Regions from separate parts of the Mus musculus genome. Here regions 2 and 3 are each linked to region 1. The links are chromatin loops, found by intact Hi-C in ENCODE. Cell type or tissue: heart. All regions are shown on one strand. Each heading gives the region's core, and the rest is flanking DNA. Links, peaks and the distances in the headings are about the cores only.

Region 1 (8,640 bases), core at 2,787-5,286:
TTATGCAACATTTCTTTGTAAGCTCTTACAATCTTTAGGCAACGTCCTTGCTGTAGCCCAGTGGTTAACATTACATTGCTTGCAGGATGTGGCACCTGATATGTTAGCTATCATATATTTTATTCCCCCAGACTATACTCTAGCTTTTGAAATGTTAAGCCCGTGACTATAGTGTCTATCTGTTAAATTGTTCTTACCATGAAATGATATATGCCCACCAGAAATCAACCTCCTTCCCTTCCTTCCTTCTCCCCTATTCCCTCCCTCAGAGCCCCATGGCATGCCGTTCCATTCTATGTGGGCTGGAACTAGGACCTCTATATAACTCTCAGATGATCTGAGCTACCCATGGGACAAAATCAATTGCATCCAGAACACTGTGGCCTCTTTATATATCTCAGATCTGAAACTGCCATGCTCATTTTTCGACCTCTGCCTGCACTTGCTGCTTAGTGTACTTCTATTTGGAGGGAGTCTTCCTCTGAGTTTTTTTAAAGAGTATATTTCCATTATTGAGGTCTCAGCTTAAATAGCATCTTCCTCTAAGTATCAAAGCATCCGGCTTACGTGCGTAGGTAGAGCAGCTGACTCTAGCCAGGAGCCAATAGAAGACTGATTCAAGCCGATATCAGTGAGACGTTGACAGGCACTCATAGACTGAGGGATCAGAATCTCACCCCACACACCCCACTTCTCTCTCTAGGCAGTAGTGACTGCCCAGTTTCCCCACTGAATGGTCTGTTTGGGGTATACTTAAAAGCAAGGTAATTTTAAAGACTCCTACGCTTCTTAATCTCAGATACCCTGAATACTCTCTAGTTAGCTTGTGTGGAAAAGATAATAAGGCAGTCTTGAGATCCGAAAGGGCCAGAACATTAGGTATAGAAGCTATGCCATGCTATCAGCTGGTCTGCTAGAGAGCTTCCTGTGGGGCTGACCTGGCATGGGTGCTTTGAATTGCCTCCTCAATGCCGCCTGTTCTAGCAGCAGGCTCTCTACCCCATCCAGATGCCACTCCTGTGAACAATGGATCTCTTCAGGTTCTCCTCAGACTGGATCCTCCACGCCTGTTTCTCCCTTTGTGACATCGTCTTCTTAAGTGAGACCTTATTGGATGTAATTTGTCACCCAAATAAGGCCACATGCTTACTGTTGTGGTTTAAGTGTGGACTGTCCCCAGAGATTGTTGTGTTTGAACATTTGTTTCGGTGTTGGTACTGTTATTTTGCACAGTTGTAGAGGCTTTAAGAGGTGGAGCCTCACTGGAGGAAGCCCATCACTGGGGGAAGGCTTTCAAGATTTATAGCCAGGTCCCACTTCTCTTTACTTTCCACTTACTGCATCACCAAGATGTGAGGAGGTGTGGGGTCCCAGCTGTACACTCCTGCCCCATGTCCCCACTCTTCCATGATAGACTTACCTTAAACAGTGGCTAAGTTGCTTCTTGCCAGATATCTGGTGATAGCAACCATAAAACAAACCATCAAACTTGTTTTTTAATTACAAAGTGTATGAAAAAAGTAGGTTTTCTGGCTTTTTTCATGGGGGTAGGACTCACAAATGAGGACATTTTTCAGCTACATAATGAAAGGTCGCTGGGCAGTGGTGGCACACGCCTTTAATCCCATCACTTGGGAGGCAGAGGCAGGGATTTCTGAGTTTGAGGCCAGCCTGGTCTACAGAGTAAGTTCTAGGACAGACAGGACTATACAGAGAAACCCTGTCTTGAAAAACAAAAAACAAAACAAAACAAACAAACAAACAAACGATCAAAAAAGGTCTAAAAGTACCACAAGTGACAAAAAATAGGAGTCCCAGGAGATGCTTCTCTCCTGTGGGTACCGACTCCAACCCAGCCATCTGTTTTCATCTGTAGCATCTCTGCAATCAGCTGAACCCTGAGCTCATACTCAGATCCTTCCTAATTAGGTTTTACAAGTCTGTTCTCCTCTTGTTATCAGCCTGGATATCCTGGCTGTGGAAAGCATAATGATCATATGTACAAATCCAGCCTCAGGCATGTGCTATGAAAGCTATGAAGGCTTGTCTTCCTGAGAAACCCACATTCATTGATCCAAGCAACATGCTCTGAATACAGCGTCTGGGAGCTCTGTATTGAAACAACAAATTCATGCAAATATTGTAAGTCAGGAAAACTGAGAACTGGGGAGAGTAATGGATCCAGAATTCTGGGCTCTCGGTGCTCTTTTTGATTACCCCATATGCTGTAGTTCTTCCTCACAAGGTTATTTGAGGATAATAGAGGGTTACTGGATGTTATGAATATGATTCCAGTAGAGTTGCATGATACCGTTTATTCTCCAGACTCCTGAGGGGAGATGTGTTAAACTACACTTGTCTGGGTATTCTGATACCAGGACATGTGACTCATCTCTATTCAGTGTCACCATATATTCATGATGGCACATCACTTTTGTTTCTAAACTTTCAAACATGTTTTTTTTTCCCCCTTTGAGTTAAGTGCCTGCATTTTGTGTGTGGTTCACAAAGCCAAAGAGGCAGGCTGCACTTCCCCAGTCGACTCTATTAATGTCAACTGTGTAATGTCTTTACTTATCTGTCTGTTATTGTCAGATTTCTGTAAGCTCCTAATGTACTTTGGGCTTAGGTTAGAGCTGTATTACCCCTCTGGCTATGCTATCCGATGAGATACAATTTTGAAATATATAATAATTGGTAGGAACTCTTAGGGACAGGCAAGGACTAATGGGTGGACTTAGGAGCAAAATTCATCAGAGGCAAGGGATCTGACATATTTAATCTGTACATCACTGGTACTTAACACAGTTTCTGACACAGTAATTAGGAAACATTCTTTTCATAAGGAGTTTAAGCATCATTTTCACCTTCAGACATAGCTGTCAAATTCTAATAACCAAATGAGAGTAACATCTGTTTCTGGAGAGCCATTTCTGGTTCCTGCTAGCATTTATTTATGGCAGAGCAAAAATAATAAGGCAAGCATTGACAAAGCCACGCTGGCAGACTAAGTGTGGCTATCTTTTCATTTCATATACAACAGACATATTTGTGGAGTTAAAGAAATTCAAAACTGGAGATTCATGTGAGTCTGAGAAGCCTAGAACTGTACATAACCCAAGACTTGGATCTGTAGCTATCCAAAAGGGTTAGCAGTCAGAACTGCTCAGATAGGCAGGGCTATCAAAGACTGTGCAGCAGACACTGGGATCTTCCACACAACCTCACCTGTTGTTTGAAAATGAATGGTGTTTCTTTTGGATTGGCACTCTTTGTTGTTGTTGCTTGTTTGTTTATTTTGTTTGTTCCCTTGTCTTTTCTAATAATTGGAACATAGTAGGTGCTTAAGTGCCATCTAAGTGCATTTGTAATGAATAAGTGAAAAAAAAAGGAAAATAAAACTTTTTTTTTTTTTAAATTTGGAGGCAGAAGATTTAGTTCTTGAGTCTGCACTATTTACTTTTTTTATTAGATATTTTCTTTATTTACATTTCAAATGCTATCCCCTTTCCTAGTTTCCCCTCCGAAAATCCCCTATCCCCTCGCCCCTCCCCCTTCTCCCTAACCCACCCACTACCATTCCTGGTCCTGGAATTCCCCTATACTAGGGCATAGAGCCTTCATAGGACCAAGGGCCTCTCCTCGAATTGATGCCTAACAAGGCAATCCTCTGCTACATATATAGCTCGAGCCACAAGTTCCACCATGTGTTTTCTTTAATTGGTGGTATAGCTCCAAGGAGTTCTGGGGGTACTGGTTAGTTCATATTGATGTTCCTCCTATGGGGCTTCAGACCCCTTCAGCTCCCTGGGTACTTTCTCTAGCTCCTTCATTGGGGACCTTATGTTCCACCCAATAGATGACTGTGAGCATCCACTTCTGTATTTGCCAGACACTGGCAGAGCCTCACAGGTGACAGCTATATCAGGCTCCTGTCAGCAGGCTCTTGTTGGCATCTGCCTAGTGTCTGGGTTTGGTAGCTGTTTATGGGATGGATCTCGAAGTGGGTTAGTCTCTGGATGGTCATCCCTTCAGGGTCTGCTCTGAACTTTGTCTCAGTAACTCCTTCCATAGGTATTTTGTTCCCCCTTCTAAAAAGGATTCTGAGCTTCCGGGCTAATATTCATTTATCAGTGAGTGCATATCATGTGTGTTCTTTTACTTTTCAAGGTGATCAAAGTAGCTGATATATTTGGGGTAAACTTTTTGCCCTCTGGTGGCATGGGCAGAAATGACCATCTGAGTAGAGTAGTCTGACTAGGCTGCTCTGTCTAAATGCATCCTCACTCCATTGCTTAAAGAATGTGCTGTGGTTCAGGGCTGATAATTCCATTTGACTTCCTATGAAATACTAATTTCACCCAATTAGGTCAGGAGGTCAGCTGGAACTCATGGAAAAGCTTAAATACATATATATTTTCCCCAAAGTCGAACAGGTAACAGCCCTGACACACAGTATTTACACGGCTGTCACATCCTAGCTTTGATGGAGTCTTGGCTGTGGCTGAAAATTGCATTTGATGAGAAGTGTACTATTATCAGCAGAAACATCAACTAGGTTTCCAGAAGAATCACACAGGAGTGGCTTAGTGTTCACCTGGCCTTGGACCATCAAACCATTAGCTCCGAAAGCAGGTTGTAAATGTTGTAAAAGAAAATTTCAGCATTTTAGAGGAGTAGGGTCTAGAGCTGGTGTACTTTTTCTCTGAGATGATGAATGATATTCATCTTTTGCCAAGTTCAAATGAATAGGTATTGAGTAATATATGTCTAAATCCCACTTTTCTATTCAGTTGACAGGCCAGAGTAAAGGCCAAAAGTAAGATCCCCTCATGGATAGCTACTGGTTTGAATTTATTAATCATTTTGTTCAAATCATCTATAATGTTTACTCTAAAGAAATTTGGTTATGTGCTTCTGAAAGGACTGCATAAAACTCTTCAATTATACTTTAAACATTTTTATTTTGTAAGATGACATTTTATGTCCTTATTAGATAGAGTCTTGGCTCTGTATATGCTAATCATTCCAGTCATTCCTTTTTATCGATGTGTTATGGAACTATACAGAGTAGGAAGTTTCCAGAGAGGACTTAGTGACCAACTGTACATGAATTAAATTGTGGTTTATGTATAACTCTATAGAATTTGGCCTGGAAATATTGGTAGATAGCTTTGTACTGGTTAGCATTTTCTTATCATGCCGACAGAATACCCAACAGACTAAGAGAGAGAGAGAGAGATTTATTTGGCTCAGGTTCCAAAGTTATCAGTCTCTCTTGTTGGGGAGGGGATGGCAGAACAACCAGTTTAACCTCATGGACAATGACAAGCAGAGCCAAAGAGGATTACAGGAAGGAGCTAGGACAGGGTCTGTCCTAAGTGATCTACTTGCTCCATCCAAATCCCACCTCTGAAAGCTTCTAGAACCTCTCAAAACAGTACCTGCAGCTAGGGACCAAGTTTTCAAAACAGTGGCCTGTGGGGGGTCGCCGTTCATATTCAAACTATAGCAGTGTCTTAGTTTATTTGTGCTGCTGTGACAAAGTATTGGACTAAGTCATTGCTAAATGGCTACATTATTTTTTTATGGGGCCTATGAAGTCCAAAGTCAAGATACCAGCAGGTTTGGTTGTGTGAGAAGGGCTACTCTCTGTTTCCACGGTGACTCCTTGATGCCGGATCCTGTATAAGCGATGAATTCTGAGTCATCTGTTAGGAGACTGTAGAGGGGCAAGTGTTGGTGTATTTGATTTATTATTTTATTATGCTCTTACACCTCTCGCCCTTCCATCCTTTATTCCCTTCCAAACCTCAATCCCTTTCAAACTCCAATACTAGGTAAGAGAGAAAGGAGGCATACTACTCACAGCATATTAACGATGTCATGTTTCATAGGGCCAGTCCAATCTTCATCATCAGGCTAAACCACAACAGCAGCAACCAGGAACTGCAGAGGGAAGCAACTGCCATTACTCTTCCTTTCCCTTTCCCTTTCCCTTCCCCTTCCCCTTCCCCTTCCCCTTTCCTTTCCCCTTTCCTTTCCTTTCCTTTCCTTTCCTTTCCTTTCCTTTCCTTTCCTTTCCTTTCCTTTCCTTTCCTTTCCTTTCCTTTCCTTTCCTTTCCTTTCTTTTCCTTTTGTTATTGTTATTATTATTATTATTATTATTGCTGTTGTTCTCCTTCTCCTCTTCCTCCTGCTCCTCCTCCACCTTCCCCTCTTTCTTCTCCTCCTCCTTCTTTTTCTTCACCACTCTCAGAATTAAACTATCTGCAGCTGGCAAAATCCATGCCCCTCCTAGAGCACAAGAAAATCATAGTTAACAGCTGTGGACAAACTGAAACAGCTCCATATCCCATAGCTTGGATTAAAACCAAAACATTCATATAATATAACCGGGTTTTTAAAGAAACCAAAACTCTTTCTATAGACAAGTAAAAAATTCTTTGAGAAGCTACTTTTATAAGATGCTTGATCTCATTTATGAAAAAAAAAAGCCATCATTATTTTCTTAGCATTTCTTAAAGCCAACATCTTAATATCACATTGGCTCATGATGGTTGAATACTTGAGCTTTGGATGGGACTGCAGCAGATGGTAGTAGTAATTTCTATACTATGTAAACGAGAGTTTACAAGGGAATAGAAAAGATGAAGTAATGCAACATTTATCCATTCGTGTACTTCATTAGCAATTAGTATTTACTAATTGCTTTCTACATGTCAGGCACTAAACTGGGCTTACTTCATCTTTTTTGTAGGTTAGGTTTGAGACACATTAGTTCTAAAACTTCGTCTAACATTTGCTCTCAAAGCACCAGTGTAAGGACAAATCACGACACGCATATGCAGAAAGCTGAATGTACGAGGCTTTCTAGACTGTATACTGAACTATGAACTTCATACAATCTCTCATTGTGCTTAAAATTCCCTAGTGGTAGGTGGGCTTAAGAGAATACATATCAGCATGATTTACAGATCACAAAATTTAAAAAGTTATGTAGTGTACCCTTGTATCTGGAACATCTCGTATATTAGAGCCAGGCTGTAATCACAGCACATCCTCTTCAGAGGTGTAAAGTAGAAGTTTCCAAATTTACTGAAACTGAGTTACTCGCATTCCTCGGCTGTCTCTCCCTATCTCTAGGAGCTCTAGGGTGGTGGGAAGAATTTATGTCTAACAAGCTCTTTGGCTGATTTTGACACTGTATTTTGAGAAATGTTTCTGTGAACCCTACTAATTCAAACTGTAGTGTGTCATAAACAACAAAGCCCCATAAAACACATGGTCTTCCAGGATGGGGAGGGGAAACTGGCCCATCTCTGTTAGCTTATTTGGATGTGATTTTATTTAAGGACTTCAAGTTAGTTTCATAAGCACATTTAGAACACTGTTTTATAGTGTATTGATAAGCTAAGGGAAGTTGCCTTCATAGACCAGAGACTGCCCTGGTCCCAGATCGTTAGTCTTCTATTTCTAGTTAGACAATCTTCTATAGTCTTATACATCTAGTTAAGGATATCCTTCTAGCTGCCCTTGAGTACTGCATGCAGGGTTGGTTTCCCAGTCTCAGTGATGCATTTTAATTTCTGGATGGCTTCTGGATTCTTTGTTAGCTCATTAGATGGAGGTTTGGGCGTGGGACACCTTATTGACACTTCCTTTATCTAGTCAAAAAGATGACCATGAACAATTTTTCTCATTGTCCTTCTTAACTTAAAAGATAAAAATCTGTTCATTTTTACTCTGTTGACATTCATTTCTTTTCTAAGAACCACTAGGAGTCTGCAAGCAAGTCTACATTCTTTAATTTGTAGAAATGCTTTCGGAGTACTAGGGGAAAACCCTATGACTGGGTCTTATCCATAAGGAGATTTTTTTTTCCTTTCCCAACTCAGGAAAACCAACATTAATTTACTTCTTGCTGACAATTGAAACAGGTTTGGGAAGCTACTCAACTTTTAAAATAATAGACTCAGTGTAGATTAAGTATTGCTCAAACTCAGAATGGTTTAGGATTAAGGGACACGAATAAAACCAAAAACAAGGCTAAATTGGGCCAAGGTTAATACAGACAGTATGGACTGCATAACAAAACTCATTATGTGTTAAATGACTTAAGTCCTCTGACTAGCATTAGAAGATTGTCCCCACACTGAATATTCAATAGGTAATATAACGAGTAAGGGTATAACGGGACATTATGTTTAAGCCAGTTAGAAAATTATAAAAATTTATGGGCAAGCAGCGTACAAGTGATTTTTCATAAAAATACCCTGAGTTGACAACTAGATTAAATGGAAAAACATGTAGGAGATTGGAAGGAAGCCACTGTGAGTGGAAAAGTACACACTGAAACAGAAATTAGTGTCATGAAACACGAGGTGGTTGGAGGAGTTGGACGCTACCCAAAGGCAAGCGAAGAACTCCCCGCTGCTGCAGAATGAGAACGAGGAGACACACGGCTGGCAAACAAAGGCAGACCCAGAGGAGCTGGCTCGAGCCACCTAGGTGCACATGAGCCCTTCTCATAACGGAAAGCCACTGCCAAGCACTGATGACTGTATTTAGTCATTAGATCTTACATTCCCACTCTTATCTTCCTGACCTAATAATGCCTTAGCAAAATATTAATAATCC
Region 2 (3,932 bases), core at 721-3,220, 250 kb after region 1:
AACCCTTGTTTTCTAGCTTTATAAAAATCCTAGTTGTAGAAGAGTCTCAGGACTGTTTCATCCAGTGTTTTGATCATGTCCTAAGGACCCAAGTCCTTGGCATTTTTCAACTTGGCCATTCTTAGCACAGCCACTTTGCTCCAAGCTAGTTCCCTTGTTGATCAATCACAATGTGGATGCTGTATTACAATAGTGCACATGTAGACATCTCAAAACCCATAAGATAATAATAATTCTTGCTTCCCACATCCCTTTGTTTAAGATGGAAGAAAAAAATACCAGGAAGATTCTTCACCCTGTAATTTATTGGTCAGGATGAAGCCACATGCCATGTCAATCACTGAAATAAAGACTGGGATTATTGTGATCAGCTTTCAATAGTCTCAAACTATCCTTGAGCTAGAGATTCGACCATCGTCCCTACAAATACTAGATGCAGGTGGCTATCATAACAAAAGCCAGGGCCAAGACTGCAAATAGAAAATGGGGAATTCAAGCAAAAATTATTGAGCCAGATACATCCTTCCCTGGTGCATCTTCAATGTGCTCAGCAATCCTGGGTAGAGTCTGCCCCTCTTCAGGGTCTACACAGATGGCCCCAGTGGGTGGTACTGGAAACAGCAGGATAGACTCACAGAGCCCCAGTTGGTTCTCATGTACCCTTGCTGCCTAAAGCAGAGAATACAGTGTTTGCTATTTGTATCACACATCATGTGCTTAGAAACCCACCAGGCAACCCTCTTAAACACCATGAAACCTACACTTCATACACCTACCCAGACAGACTCAATATCCTAGCATCCTGACAGCATCCTTCAATATCCTAGCATCCTGACAGCATCCTTCAATATCCTAGCATCCTGACAGCACCCCTCGGCTCCACTGTTTTACCTACACTGCCTTATTTTGATTTTTGATCCTTACAACAGTTCTGAGCATCATCTGGAGAAGGCTAACTCTATTGATATTGCAGAGGTGAAGAAAGCATATGGCAGTGAGGTTAATTTCATCCCCCATGGTCATGGTCAATAGGCTGTGAATGCAGAAATCAGCTGCTGTTCCAGCACTCTGTGTCACTGAGAGATTTATGATCCTGGACAAGAATGACAGTCACTGAATAGTGTTGCCCCAGTTGTATATCACAGCCTTTTAGGGCTGGAAAAGCTTTTAGAGATTATTTTTCCTATTATTAATAAGGGAGAGAGACAAAGGCACTGAGGTGGAGCTGAGCAGATCATGATTATGGTGACAGGCCCTGAGCCTGGAGCTCCAGATACTCAGCCCAGCATGCCATTCTCTCTCTCTCTCTCTCTCTCTCTCTCTCTCTCTCTCTCTCTCTCTCTCTCTCTCTCTCTCCCTCCCTCCCTCCCTCCCTCCCTCCTTCCCTCCCTCCCTTCCTCCCTCCCTCTCCTCACATTGCTGACTTTGGAGCCCTTTGTCTGTGAATTCATTCTCTTTTAACAGGAGAAAGTAATTAAGTTTATGAGAAGAAACTCTGATTTTTTGAAGCCCTTCGATTTAAAGCCATAGGGAAGAAATAATTAGGTTGCATTGAAGTTGCAGCTTTTAAAATACCAATATACGGGAGATTCCCTCCCCACCCCCACACCCTTTTTTCCCAATGTGTTTATGAACAGAATTAATCATGAACGTTTTCCCTGTAGCAACCCACTGAGTTGGAGCTGGAATGAAACATGTCATGTGGTGAGAATCCACTCAAATATTCAAATGGAGGCCAGCAGACTAAAAATATTCAAACTGCATACAATATTTGTTTTATGATGATCAGAAATTTGATCATTCTCTCTGTTCCTGGGGGGCACTCAGCCTGGCTACCCAGTGAGAATGAACAACATCTGGAGCAGGGTTTATGAAAATGAGCCAATTCTACACTTGGGGAGTTCCAAATGTTTGTTAAGAAGTCAGCATTCACCGGCCAAATTGAGCTTGCTTTCTATTTTAAACCATTTGCCCCTCTTACTTCTGTTGGTACCAAGTATCTGCCGTTGCCTTGGAGAATAAGTGCATTGCTTTTTGGATATCTGACCTTGCAGAGGGGATACCAGGCCAAGAAGCTGATTTTTCCTGGCTAGGTTTAATCCAGAGGAAACCTGTTAGGTTGCTGAGATGGTTGGCCTCTGACATTTCTGCTTTGACTGACAATCACAACATATCCAGAAGCTTCCAAATCTTCCTATAGACTCTAAATAGTCGAGAGATGTTGAAGGAAAAGAGAATGGCTCTTTTAAAATTAGGCCACCCAGTTATTTCAACAGAAATGGGAGTAGGTGATGTCTCCATTGTACAAATAGGAAGCCAGTGGTTTACAGAAGCTAAGTGGTTTGGACAAGGTCAAATGGCTAAACACAAGACAGAACCAGGCTTAAGTTCCAGGGCCACTAGATAATATCCTTACTTACTTTATGAAAGTGTCATGACTTGTCCATTGCAGGATGGAACTAAATCAGCTCAAGGGGAGAACATTTCATCCCAGAGCTTAATCTGCAACATCACATAAAAAATAACTAGGAAAAAGGAGAAAAGACCCTACACTTAAATAGGAAAGTCTCTTAAAAGCCATACTTCAAATTTCTCCTATGAAGTAGTCACACAACTTACTCAGGATCACACAGTGAGCTAAAGGCAGGTCTGGAAGAAGACCGGGGAATCTTGGCTCCTGTGTGTTATCAGTTCACTGACATTAGTGGGAAGGCACAGCAGTGGAGCATGAAATATTTTGTTTCTGAATTTAAAAGAGAGGGTAAGTTCCAGAAACTGTGGCTCAATATTGAATACCAATTTCTTTTTAATTCTAGAATAAAATTTAAAATACATGGCTTACAAGCCTCTGCAAAAAGAACTGTTTCAGGTGTTCAGCATCAATTATCATGGGTGAACTCCACAAAGCTGGTCTTTTTGATTACTGAAAAATATGCCATACATTATATAAAGAATTTTAATTAAAAACTAATCAGTTATAAAAGGAAAATACTCCAGTAACTTGGAGATGACATAAAGGCAGTGTTTCTTGATTTCACTAAAGCATTTGTAAAAGTATTACATACCAACTGTAAACAAGGTGGAAAGGTGGAGGGGTGTGACTTGGAAATTATAATATACATTGTTAAACAACTATATCTATACAGAATGTCACTACAAGAAGGTAGCCCATGTGTTAGTGTTGAGAGTGGCTCTGAAAAACATGTCACAGTTAATATTAAGAAGAGTTGCAAAGGTCATTTACCCAGGAGAACACATAAGATTATAGCAGTTGTCTTTGAATAAATATGTAATGGAGCCTTTGTAAAGATGGGTTATACTTAGTCGATGGGCTGATGAGATAAAGAGTTGTACAGTTATAAAGGAAGACTTGGGTGCTAGGGCGACAGCTCAGCCAGTAAAGTGCTTGCCAAACAAGCATAGGAATCTGAGTTTGGATCCCCAGAACTCACATAATTAACTGGGTGTGGCTCCTGCCTGTAATCTCAGTACTGGCTAAGGAGATCCTTGGGGCTTGCTGGTGGGACCATCTAGCCAAGTCAATGAGTTTTAGTAGAAGACTGTGTGTCAAATTAAAGTGGAGATCGTCTGAATTGATGAAGACATCTGATATCAACCTTGAGCACACACACACACACACACACACACACACACACAAAATACTAATAGAAATAAAAGAAAGCCAAAGAAATATTAATCCTGGCCTGATCCAAGTACTCAAATTTTTCTCTATCTAGAGGCAGAGATGCCTGCTTCTGCTGGCTCCTTTTCCTTAGGTTTTGTTGGTTTGTTATTGTTGCCATTTCCAGTCTGGGAACTCAGCCCATAGGATGATACTACCCACATAAGAGTAGGTCTTCCTTGGCTGGAGGGATGGCTTAGTGGTTAAGAGCACTGACTGCTCTTTCAGAGATCCTGAGTTCAATTTTCAG
Region 3 (3,932 bases), core at 721-3,220, 250 kb after region 1:
TGGGGGCGGGGTAACTGCTGGGGAATGGATAACTGTTGGGGGAGGTCTGCACGCCAGTGTGTGATTGGTTAGTGAGAGTCCAATCCAAATTAATAGCAGCTTCAGCTTGTGAAAGGGAAAGCCTTTAGCTCCTAATTTCCAATGAACTAAAAACAGAAGCAGAGATTCACCTAGTGGAAATGCTCTTGTCTGCTTCTCAAAGTTCCTACTGCACATCAAATCCATGGTTTCATTCAGGAGGTGATGTTGTCTCTGTATGTCTTAGAGACAGGACACACCCACAGCAGTCACTCCTGGGATGTTTACGATGTGTTTATCCACTCCAAATGTTCTATGAAACTTTGACTACGTTGGGATTTATGTTGATTCATCAAGGTATTCGCTTGCCATCCTGAACATGAGGTATAGCTGTACCTCTATGGCCAATGCATCTTTCATGGCTGTGCCCCAAGGCTGAGGACCATCCAACGGAGCCTTATTGACAGTTCTGTGAGCTTGGGACACTGTCTTTCCCTTCAAGTTCACTGTATGTGAACTATAACAGGTGCACAAAAAGATATCTAAGTCACAATACCATTTGTTCTCCCATTGTTCTTCTATGTGGTTCTTGTAGTACCTTCCTTATTCTTTAGAAATCACACTTAATGAACTGTCCACATTTATAATTGGACACTCCTTCCCCTTTCTTCAGTGACCTGATACAACTCTAATACACCCTCTGCTTCCCCGGTCCTTTGCTCCTCCATGGCAGTCCTGCTGCCAGGCTTCTCTGGACTCCATCTGCAGTCTCCATCCCCTCTCAGACTCAGCATGGATCCATAACATCAACCTCAAGTCTGCATTTCTCTTCCTTTTCTGAATCTTAGAAATACCATTCTACCACCTCATTTTGGCAACAGTCCCAACTGAATGCATTGTAGGTCTCCATTTCATTGAATAATTCTTTTTTTCTGTCATATCTGTCATTAGCTTTATTAATAGGAATATTATTCCCCAGGCCACATGGCTCTAAGTTCTGTTTTCATCCCTCAATCCCTGAAGTTCCCAGAGTCACTCACCACGTCAGGTCCAGCCCTAGGCTGTGACATGCTTTACAGCTTTCCCTGGAGCTGTAGACTGGGTTCTGCACAGCAGCAATCAGATGAGGGAGGTAACAGTCTGGCTGGCAGAGCTTTGACTATAGTGGTAACTGAGAAAGATGAGATGATGTTTGGAAATACAAACAGTAGTAGAGGCATCAGTAGCCCACTGGGAAAATGCACCCAGCTGGATTTAAGAGAGACAACATAAATTCTTTGCTATACTTAGATCCTAAGGCTCTAAACCAGGGAAAATATTTGTAGCTGTAAAATGCAGTTCATTTTGCAAATTCCCAGCCTATGGCTGATTTGTACCTGGTTTGTAGGATTTTCAAGACAATAATGACAACTGGCCAAAACTGACAGACAGGCAGGCAGACACCGTGAGTGGTTGTTAGGATTTCAGAGAATGAGGAACTACAACAATAAAGACCCTCAAAAGCCATACTTTCAGGTCAGATTAAAGAGCAGAAATATTTTCCATCTCTGTACTGTCCTAAGCAAGGCAGTAAACCCTTCCAGGATTGGAAGTACTGTGTAACCACTGTTGAGTGGAAGGTATGTCATGTTTATTACACTTGTCAGACAAGTCTGTGGTGAGGCTCCCTCTGCTCTTCCATATCTTCCCTAAAGTGCTAGAGGAATGAGTGGAAGGAGTGCCCGCACAAACCTCCTGGTGTTCTCCCACGGTATTCTGAGTCCAGGACTTGTGTCCTCCACAGGAGTGCCAATCCACTACAGAGCTATTTCCTTATATAGGAAGAAGGCCTTGGCACGGCTTGCCTCACTCCATAAATGTAGGCTGACAGAGTAGGTACAGTCTGTCTTCATCTCACATGTTAATTTTCCAGTTCATCTGGCATGCTAGTTGACTCTTTTAAGTTATTAGTGTGCTTCGGTGAGGGCTATAGAAAGAAACTTAGACCCATGCTTCAAACTGGAAACTTTGCTACTCCATGCTTCTCAGTAAAAGGAACAGGTTAAGAAACATGCTCAGACAGATATTCCAGTGGGAATATTATGGGTAATGTGTGATCCCACCTTACCCCTAGGAGAAAACCCCTGTGAGAATAAAAAGAAAATTAACTTCATTTTTGCTGACTTAGCATGCCTTCTAAAGTATCCAAGGGATAGAAGGCAGGAAGAGATGCACTTGCCAATTTAAATCTGACTGTTGCTGGGGAAAACAGAATCATGTTTTCTGAATGTCCTAAAAACTGTTACAAATCTCATAAGTACTGAACAAATCCCTGGCCAGTCAGAATATTTTTTATCTTCTGCTTCCCCAACCCTTGATAACACAGAAAAAAATCTAAAAAAGCTTTTAATGTGCTTTATGAGTGAAGAGGCTATCATTGTCTTTGATAACTATAAGGCAGTGGGAACGTTTTATGGGGGTGGAGAGGAGAGAAGGAAGAGAGAAAGCTAGGGAGGGAGGGTGAGGATAAATTATTACGATAGTCAGGTTCAAGGCAACATACCACAGAACCATCGTTCTTGAGTGGTGTGTTGTTCTTGTCAACATTGGAAACAGTGTCTATTGATGTAGGTATGAACTAAATCCAACACAATTTTATTTAACCCCAAAGATTCAATGTTTCTACACAGAAACCAGGTGAGGCTGGGCCCACATCTCACTTCAGGAAGTCATTGATGATGTTTCCTTCAATCTCTTGCTATACAAGAAGGAAAGCATGAGGTCATGATCATGAGTCCTAGTGTTGAAACCCACCAATTCAACTGTTTACTGCTAGTTTTGTGGCCTGAACAGGTGAATCCTCTTATCCCTTCCTTGTCTCAGTGGATGACTAGTAAGCGCTGGTACTAGTCTTTATAAGCTTGTATAGTAAGTGAAAGGAATAACGTAGAACATTGTTATTCATTGAACATTAACATTTTGTGTTTATACTCTGGCCCAGGTGGGAAAACAGGTAGGATTTTTAGTTTTCATTGACTAAAGTGATTATCCTTCCTTGTACCACTGACTACAGCATACCTCTGCTGTGTGTTCTTCATCACTGTCTTGATGTTGAGGGAAACAGAAGACAAAAGATCCTGACAATTTCACCAAGCCATCAACCATGTGTGCTTTTAGGAAGGTTTTTCAGGTTGCTGCTCCATCAGACACCTAAGCACAGTGTGAGGACTTCTTGGCTGTGTGGAGATCATAAACAATATCACATTCTCTTCCGTGGAGTCATGGAAGAAAGCAAACAAGAACACTCAGAACCAACCAAACTCCCTCTCCAAAGATTACAGAGATGCAAACACATCAAGGAAAACTCCCCCATTCCGGATTCTTAAATGAAATAATCTATATTAAAAGAACATTAGAATGCAAAGTCCTAGAATTGGAAGACACTTAATAATAAAAGAGTCAAGTGTGTGTTCACTGTTGGGGTAAGGTCAGGATGACTTTGAACTAGGGACTCAAGAGGGCCCAAATCCTGCTCTTGGCCACTCATTTCCTCAGAGACTCCTACAGGATATAGTCTCAACTCCAGCAGCCTCAAACAGAGCCAGTGCATGTCAGTATGAGGATCTGGCTTGTAGAAGTAAAATGTAGAGAGGATCAAGCAAAGCCCAAAGGTAAAAAGGTGATCCACCTCAAAGCTCTCTCCACTTAGCAATAGAGAGGGAAAGAAAAGGGTTCCGTTGTCTCCAGTCTTGAGACTCGCAACCCTTGAGTTGCAGATGCAATTCATTTGAAGTTCTGTTCCTTATCTTTAGTGATAGAGCAGAATAAGATACTCTGGCAAAACCATAAAGAACGCTAGTGAAAGTGTCCACATTCAGAGAATTTCCTAAGTCCACCAGCACTCACTAAGGTAAAGGACAAAGGGTTGAGAGTCA

The links. Hi-C counts contacts between places; a loop is a spot of excess contacts. Peaks named below come from ENCODE experiments on the same cell type or tissue, not always from the same donor. Only the 100,000 strongest peaks of a DNase experiment are listed, where the experiment ranks them.
Region 2: a loop joins it to region 1, with 2.2 times the contacts of the local background. A loop is called at or near these places in 5 of 42 quality-filtered maps.
Region 3: a loop joins it to region 1, with 1.8 times the contacts of the local background. A loop is called at or near these places in 5 of 42 quality-filtered maps.

Annotation. Positions count from the first base shown.
Region 1 is chr9:51,386,165-51,394,804 of GRCm38, forward strand. No RefSeq gene overlaps it. Among named protein-coding and RNA genes, the nearest start is that of 1810046K07Rik, 62 kb to the left of the region's middle. In heart, for the core only: a CTCF peak has its summit at 4,219 (motif pointing left); no DNase peak of the experiment used is centred there.
Region 2 is chr9:51,635,693-51,639,624 of GRCm38, forward strand. No RefSeq gene overlaps it. Among named protein-coding and RNA genes, the nearest start is that of Arhgap20, 130 kb to the right of the region's middle. In heart, for the core only: no CTCF peak of the experiment used is centred there; a DNase peak (open chromatin) is centred at 2,019.
Region 3 is chr9:51,640,083-51,644,014 of GRCm38, forward strand. No RefSeq gene overlaps it. Among named protein-coding and RNA genes, the nearest start is that of Arhgap20, 120 kb to the right of the region's middle. In heart, for the core only: no CTCF peak of the experiment used is centred there; a DNase peak (open chromatin) is centred at 1,789.